Regions from separate parts of the Homo sapiens genome. Here region 2 is linked to region 1. Evidence: read pairs that join two places in POLR2A ChIA-PET (ENCODE). Cell type or tissue: MCF 10A. All regions are shown on one strand.

The links. ChIA-PET counts read pairs that join two places held together with the same protein. Peaks named below come from ENCODE experiments on the same cell type or tissue, not always from the same donor. Only the 100,000 strongest peaks of a DNase experiment are listed, where the experiment ranks them.
Region 2: POLR2A ChIA-PET joins it to region 1 with 5 read pairs; 2 of 35 experiments call an interaction of 5 or more read pairs at or near these places.

The regions. Positions count from the first base shown.
Region 1 is chr18:696,309-700,308 of GRCh38, forward strand. ENOSF1 (enolase superfamily member 1) reads right to left here. Exons shown (of 16, transcript NM_017512.7): 3 at 932-1,047. Among named protein-coding and RNA genes, the nearest start is that of ENOSF1, 14 kb to the right of the region's middle. RefSeq lists a silencer at 1,304-1,436. In MCF 10A, no CTCF peak of the experiment used is centred here; a DNase peak (open chromatin) is centred at 1,693.
Region 2 is chr18:560,511-564,510 of GRCh38, forward strand. No RefSeq gene overlaps it. Among named protein-coding and RNA genes, the nearest start is that of CETN1, 18 kb to the right of the region's middle. In MCF 10A, no CTCF peak of the experiment used is centred here; no DNase peak of the experiment used is centred here.

The sequences.
Region 1 (4,000 bases):
TCACGCCGTTCTCCTGCCTCAGCCTCCTGAGTAACTGGGACTATAGGCGCCCGCCACCATGCCCGGCTAATTTTTTGTATTTTTAGTAGAGACGGGGTTTCACCATGTTAGCCAGGATGGTCTCGACCTCCTGACCTCGTGATCTGCCTGCCTTGGCCTCCCAAAGTGCTGGGATTACAGGAGTGAGCCACCGCGCCCGGCCTGACCTTCTCTTACATCTCTAACACTACTCACATTATTTCTCCATAAAGAGATTGCCCATTTAGTACTTTATCCTCTAGAGCACTTTCCAATTCAGGGAGGAGGAGATGAGGTCCTTAGAGAAGAGATAGCTCTTAGGACCCAAATCTCAGGACCTCATCTCCTTAGTAGAACATTTTATTCAGCTAAATTCAGTCTTGAGTCATTTAGATCATCAGTCTTACAGAAATGAGTTGTTTACCTCAAAATACTGATGATCTAAATGACTCAAGCCTGAATTTAACTGAATAAAATGTTTTACTTTAAAATTATAAACACATCTCTAGGATGGGCATGGTGGCTCACACCTGTAATCCCAGCACTTTGGGAGGCTGAGGAAGGCGGATCACTTGAGGTCAGGAGTTCGAGACCAGCCTGGCCAACGTGGTCAAACCCCATCTCTACTAAAATTACAAACATTAGCCAGGTGTGCTAGTGCATGCCTGTAGTCCCAGCTACTCAGGAGGCTGAAGCAGGAGAACTGTTTGAACCCAGGAGGCGGAGGTTGCAGTGAGCCAAGATTGCATCACTGCACTCCAACGTGGGTGACAGAGTGAGACTCCATCTCAAAAAATAAATAAATAAACAAATAAATAAACCCATCTCTATTTTCACATTCGTTGCACTCAAAGGACATCTCAGACCTTGGTAATATTACTTATGTAAGCATTTTACAAAATAGGTCCCTTACCCATCTGAGCTGCCCATCACTTGTGAGCTGCCTATAGAAGCCTCTGAAGTCACCAACAATGTCCTTGAGGTCCTTGTTGAGCACATGGTGGGCGAGGGCATTCACAGCACAGACAACTATTTAAAAAGGATTGAACTCTTGTTTATGCTTCTATACTAGGTCAAGAAATTAGCACCTGAAAACATCACAAACAAACAAATGTGAAAGTTTTATGAAAAAATTAAATCTAGGCCAGGCGCGGTGGCTCATGCCTGTAATCTCAACACTTTGGGAGGCCACGGCAGGAGGACCACTTGAGATGAGGAGCTCCAGACCAGTCTGGCCAAAATGGCAAAACCCTGTCTCTACTGAAAATACAAAAATTAGCAGGGCACAGTGGTGCGCACCTGTAATCCCAGCTACTCAGGAGGCTGAGGCAGGAGAATCGCTTGAACCCAGGAGGCAGAGGTTGCAGTGAGCCGAGATTGCACCACTGCACTCCAGCCTGGGCAACAAGAGTGAGACTCTATCTCAAAGGTATATTCTTTTTAAAATTGCATCAAATATGTTTTCTTTTCTTTTCTTTTCTTTTTTAGGCAGGGTCTCACTCTGTCACCCAGGCTTGAGTGCAGTGGCACTATCACGGCTCACCGCAACCTTGACCTCCCCGGCTCAGGTAATCCTCCCACCTCAGCTTCTCGAGAAGCTAGGATTACAGGCATGTGCCGCCACACCTGGTTAATTTTGGTATTTTTTGTAGAGACGCAGTTTCGACATGCTGCCCAGGCTGGTGTCAAATTACTGCGCTCAAGTGATCCACCCGCCTTGGCCTCCCAAAGTTCTGGGATTACAGGCATAAGCCACTGTGCCCAGCCCCATATGTTTTCTGTGGTTGTCATAAGAAATATCACACAAGTAGAACACGTGTTAATCCATATACTGAGCTAAACTTCCTGAGTAGAGAACACATTGTGATTGGCTGTCACATGAAAAACAGAATCATAGATTGACAAGTTTAAATATAAATGTTCCCAAATTATTTTCCTATTCACTTTGTAAAGTGTTTGAACAATCAGATTCAAAACCAAACCACACTAGTTCATGTTCCTAAGGAATAAGAAGGCTGACTTCATAGAATTTTTAAAAGGAGAAATGCCTTTTCATTATTGACAAGTATAGAAAATGCCTTGAATTCATAACATAAACTATTAAACATTAAATAAAATGAATTTGCAATTAGCATACTATTTATATGTAAAATGTTAAAATATATGAAAACACTGTCTTAACATGAAATTTCTTACTATTGACTTTCTTATGATATACTACATTTTTCATAAGTAATTTGAAGGTTAAATTTAATTTGGGTCGGCATTACCATCAATTATTTATTTTTGGTACCTTTAATTATTATTTTTTAGAGACAGGGTTTCACTCTGTCACCCAGCCTGGAGTGCAGTGGCGGGATCTAGGCTCATTGCAATCTCTGCGTCCTGGGCTCAAGTGATCCTTCCACCTCCGCCTCCTGAGTAGCTGAGACCACAGGCTTGAGCTGCCATGCCCAGCTAATTTCTTGTATTTTTGGTAGAGACAGGGTTTCACCATGCTTCCCAGGCTGGTCTCGAGCTCCTGAGCTCAAGTGATACACCTGCCTCGGCCACCAAAATTGCTGGGATTACAGGCCTGAGACACTGCACCCAGCACCTCACTGTAATCTTGAATGCCTAGCCTCAAGCAATCTTTTTGTCTCAGCCTCCTGAGTAGCTAGGACCTACACGCAACACCACACCAGCTAATTTTTAAATTTTTTGTAGTGACAAGGTCTTGCTATGTTGCATGGGGCAGTGGGTGGGGAGGTTCTGGAACTCTGGGCTCAAGCAATCCTCCCACCTCGGCCTCCTGAAGTGTTGGGATTACAGGTGTGAGCCACCATGTCCTGTGGTATTTTACTTTGAAAGGATTTCTTGGACCTGGCGCTCACTCCTGTAATGCCAGCACTTTGGGAGGCTGAGGTGGGTGGATCACTTGAGCTCAGGAATTTGAGACCAGCCTGGGCAGTGTGGCAAGACATCATCTCTACAAAAAATACAAAAATTAGCCGGTTGCGGTGGTGCGCCTGTGGTCCCCGCCTCTCGGGAGGCTGAGGTAGGAGGATCACTTGAGGTAGGAGGATCACTTTAGCTTTGGAGGCAGAGGTTGCAGTGAGCTGAGATTGTGCCACTGCACTCCAGCCTAGGTGACAGAGCTGGGCCCTGTCTCAAATAATAATAATAATAATAATAATAATATAAAGGCTTTCTTGGGTTATTTAAGATGATGAATAAGTAAAGTAACCCTTTGATCCTTTGCCAATTCTAGGAAACATTTAGCCTACGTTGTGTAAATGGACACAATAATTGAATCAAGCCATCAACTTAGCTTCAAAGAAAGGAATGTATTCCAAAACGTTTTGATTAATTTGTTTGGTGCTGCCGTGGATTCAATAGTAAAAGTTTTTAGTCATTTAATAGGACAGTTGTAGGGGTACAGTTTTACTGTCAATAAGATCTTGAGAAGGACAGTTTGAAAGTGGTGCCCCAGGCTGGGCGCGGTGGCTCACGTCTGTAATCCTAGCACTTTGGGAGGCCAAGGCCGGTGGATTGCCTGAGGTCAAGAGTTTGAGACCAGCTTGGCCAACATGGTGAAACCCCATCTCTACTAAAAATACAAAAATTAGCTGGGCATGGTGGCAGGTGCCTGTAATCCCAGCTACTTGGGAAGCGGAGGGAGGAGAATCACTTGAACCCAGGAGGTGGAGGTTGCAGTGAGCCAAGACCATGCCATTGCACTCCAGCCTGGGCAACAAGAGCGAAACTCCATCTCAAGAAAAAGAAAGAAAGTGATGCCCCAAGCTTTTAGCACATGCCTGGCTAAGGGTGAAACAGCTCTCGGATGATTGCACACTTTAGGTCAGATGTAGCATTTAGGGCTGAACCAGCCATTCCAGGTTCTCTAGGGCTTTTGTTAATGGGATACACAATCATTCTGGTTCAGACATTCATTCCCTAGAATTGTGAGAAGACAGAGTCCTCCTCACTTCTTGAAGGTTGA
Region 2 (4,000 bases), 140 kb before region 1:
GTAATTTACTAGAAAACTATACATTACAAAAACTGATTCAAGAAACGGAAAATCGTAATGGTTCATATACATTAAAGAAACTGAATCATAAAAAAATTTAAAGAAATCGAATTCATAAAAGAAATGGAAGTAATTCAAAATCTTTCCTTAAAGAAAATACGAGACCCATTGTTTTATTGTTAAGTATTACCAGACATCTAAGAGTTAAATAACTTCAAGCTTTACAATATTTTCAAATTATAAATCCCTAATTCATATTATGACACCAGCTTAACCTTAACGCTAAAACTGGTCCCAGCCAGCACACTAAATTTTTGGAAAATTAAGAGGGTTGGAAAGGGTAAAACAAAGCTACCATTCAGAGACGATAGACTTGTTCACATAGAAGACCCAAAGAAGCTTATACATTATTAGAATTAAAATAAGATTAGTAAAATTTCCAAATACTAAATAAATATACCAGGTTAATTGCCTTTCTCTTCACCAGCTACTATCAATTAGAATATGCAAATAAGAACATTTTATTAATAATTTAATACTAGCAATAAAAATATAAAATACCCAGGAGTAAGTCCAACAAAAGATGTATGAGACTTACATGTAAAAATTATAAAACTTTTTAAAGAAGGCATTAAAAAAAACTTTTTTTTTTGAGACGGAGTTTATCTCTTGTCACCCAGGCTAGAATGCAATGGCGTGGTCTTGGCTCGCTGCAACCTCTGTCTCCAGGTTCAAGCGATTCTCCTGCCTCAGCCTCCTGAGTAGCTGGGATTACAGGTGCCAGCCACCATGTTCGGCTAATTTTTGTATTTTTAGTAGAGATGGGGTTTCACCATGTTGGCCAAGCTGGTCTCGAACTTCTGACCTCAGGTGATTCACCCACCTTGGCCTCCCAAAGTGCTGGGATAATAGGCATGAGCCACCACGCCCAGCCAAAACTTTTTCAAGAATAGAAAGATGGCACATTTATAGATAAAGACTCAATATTTAAAGTCACAAATCCCCTCATCCCAACGATTTATCGATTCAATGTAAATCCAATCAAAATCTCAAAAACAGTCTATCATGAAATTTGTCAAGATGATTCTAAAATTTATAAGGAAGACCAAAAACTCAATAATATAGCAAAGACATTCATGCAAAATAAAAGAGAAGGATGTGCTTACCAGGTATCAAGACTTATTATTCTATAGCTACTGTATTAATTTAAATGATGCAGTAATCGTGTAGGGACAGACAAACCGAATCAACATACATGGAAAACTGATGAGACCATTCAACCTGTGGTGCTGAAGCAATTATCCATATTTAAAGAAATGAAAATGTATCCCTACCTTACACTATTCAAGGTAAATTGAGGAATTTATCAATTCAAGACAGATTAAGGGACTTAAATGTGAAAGGCAAAACCTTTAAACTTTTAGTATACAGTACCTTAAAGTAGGGACAGATTTCTCAAATAAGATATAAAAATCACTAGCTATAAAATATTGAAGAATTCAACTACAGTATAAGTCAGCAGTCCCCAACCCCCAGGCCACAAACCAGTACCTGTCCGTGGCCTGTCAGGAACCCAGCTGCACATCAGGAGGTGAGTGGTGGGTGAGTGAGCTTTACCACCTGAACTCTGCCTCCTGTCAGATCAGCCTGGACATTTGATTCTCATAGGAGCTCAAACCCCATGTGAACTGTGCATGCGAGGGATCTAGGTTGCATGTGCCTTATGAGAATCTAATGCCTGATGATCTGTCACTGTCTCCCTTCACTCCCAGATGGGACTGTCTAGTTGCAGGAAAACAAGCTCAGGGCTCCCACTGATTCTACATTATGGTGAGTAAGTAATAATAATAGAAATAAGGTGCGGAATAAATGTAATGTGCTTAAATCATCCCCAAACCACCCCCATCTCACCCCGCCTGTCAATGGAAAAATTGTGTTCCACAAAACCGATCCCTGGTGCCAAAAAGGTTGGGGACCACTTGTATATGTTACAATTTTTGATAGTCAAAAGATACAGTAGTCCCCCCTTATCTCTTGGGGAGACACTCCAAGACCCCCAGTGGATGCCTGAAACCACAGATAGTCCCCAACCCTATATATACTGTATGTATAGTTGTTCCTATACATATAAACTTGTAATAAAGTTTAATTTATAAATCAGGCACAGTAAGAGATTAACAAGAATAATATAACAATTAGACTGTTATAAAAGTTATATGAATGTGGTCTCTATCTCTCTTTCTTTCTCAAAATACTGAAATATTTTTGGGCCTCGACTGACCACATGTAACAAATCTCAGAGAGTGAAACATGGCCTTCTGTATTATAAAGACAGTAAAAAAGGTATGCCTTGAAACAAGATTTTTAGAGCACATATGATGAATTGTTTCTATTCTATATTGTTGTGTAACTACAAATTTTCTGACTGGAAACAATAATTATTTTATTACCTGTGAGTCTCTGAATCAGGAAATTGGGCTGAGATCAATGGGCAGTTCTCTTTCCTGGAGCATAAGTGGGGATCACAGGTGCAACCAGCTGAGAGTTTGGCTGAGGCTTCCAAGACAGTTTCATTTGTATGGATAGAGCATCAGCTGAGGCGGTTGGAATGAGTAGGGGCTGCCTGGGCCTCTCTTTCTCTGTATACCATGTCTCATCCTGTGGAAAGTCTCTCTGCGTGGCCTCTCTCTCCATCAGGATAGCTGGAGCTTTTCGCACAGCCGCTAACTTCCAAGATGGTGAAATGGAAACCATAAGGCCTCTAAGGCTTTGGCCTGGAGATAATGCAGCATCTCTGCCATATTCTATTGATCAAAGCAACGCACAGGGCCACCTCCAATCCAAGAGGAGGTGCGATAACCCCACCTCACGATGAAAGGTGGCAGGTGGCGTGCACCTGCAGGGATGAGAGGAATTCTTGGCAGCCTTTTCTGCCAACATTCTATGCACTGATAAGGTTTTAATATCCAAAATATGTAAAGGATTCCCATGAATCATCAAGAAAAAGACAAAAATAGAAAAATGCAAAAACACAGACATCCATAGAAGAGAAACATGAATGGCCTGTAAACATATGGAAAGATGTTTACTCTCATCATTCAAGAAAAATAGATTAAATCTACCAAAGAGTGAAAATTTAAAAGTCAGACAAGACCAGTGATGGTGGGAACTGTTATATAGAGCTAATGAGATGTAAAATTACACATTACTTGAGAAAACAATTTCGCATCGCCTAGTAAAGATAAGTGTATATACACAGCAGTTCCACCCTTGGGAAAATTCTTGTGCGTATGTCCTGAAGACAAGTAAAATAATATTCTTAGGAGGATTTGGGAGGTTGGGGGGAAATACTAAAAACAAACTAAATGCCAATCAACGATTGAATGGAGAAATAAGCAGTAGTGGATTCATATCATGCAATACTCTAATCCACAGCTAGATGTGCCTCAATGTGGATGAAGCTTGAAAACATGATGTTGAAATGCAAAAGTGTCACAGAAGGCAATTTCAGTGTAATTCTATTTATACACAAAGCTCACAAACAGGAAAACTAAGCAATATATTGTTTAGAGGGCCAAACTTATAAATCCGTGCGTGCGCGTGTGCGCACACATGCACACACATGCACACACTCACATATGTATGGGGGAAATGCTTAGCCCAAATTTCAGGATAGAGGATAACTGGAGTGGGGAGAGGGAGGAAGCAAACATGGACTTCAAAGATACTGGTAATATTCTCTCTCACTCTCTCTCCTTTGAGCTCAATCATAGTTATACAGGTGTTTGTTCAAATATTATTCAAATATTTTTAGTTCTGATAGTATTGGCTATATACACATTTTGCATGTAGAATGCATTTTTTTAAAAAAAAAAACTCTTGCCCAGGCTGGAGTATAGTGGCACGATCTTGGCTCACTGCAGCCTCTGCCTCCTGGGTTCAAGTGATTCTCCTGCCTCAGCCTTCCAAGTAGCTGAGATTACTGGCATGCACCACCACA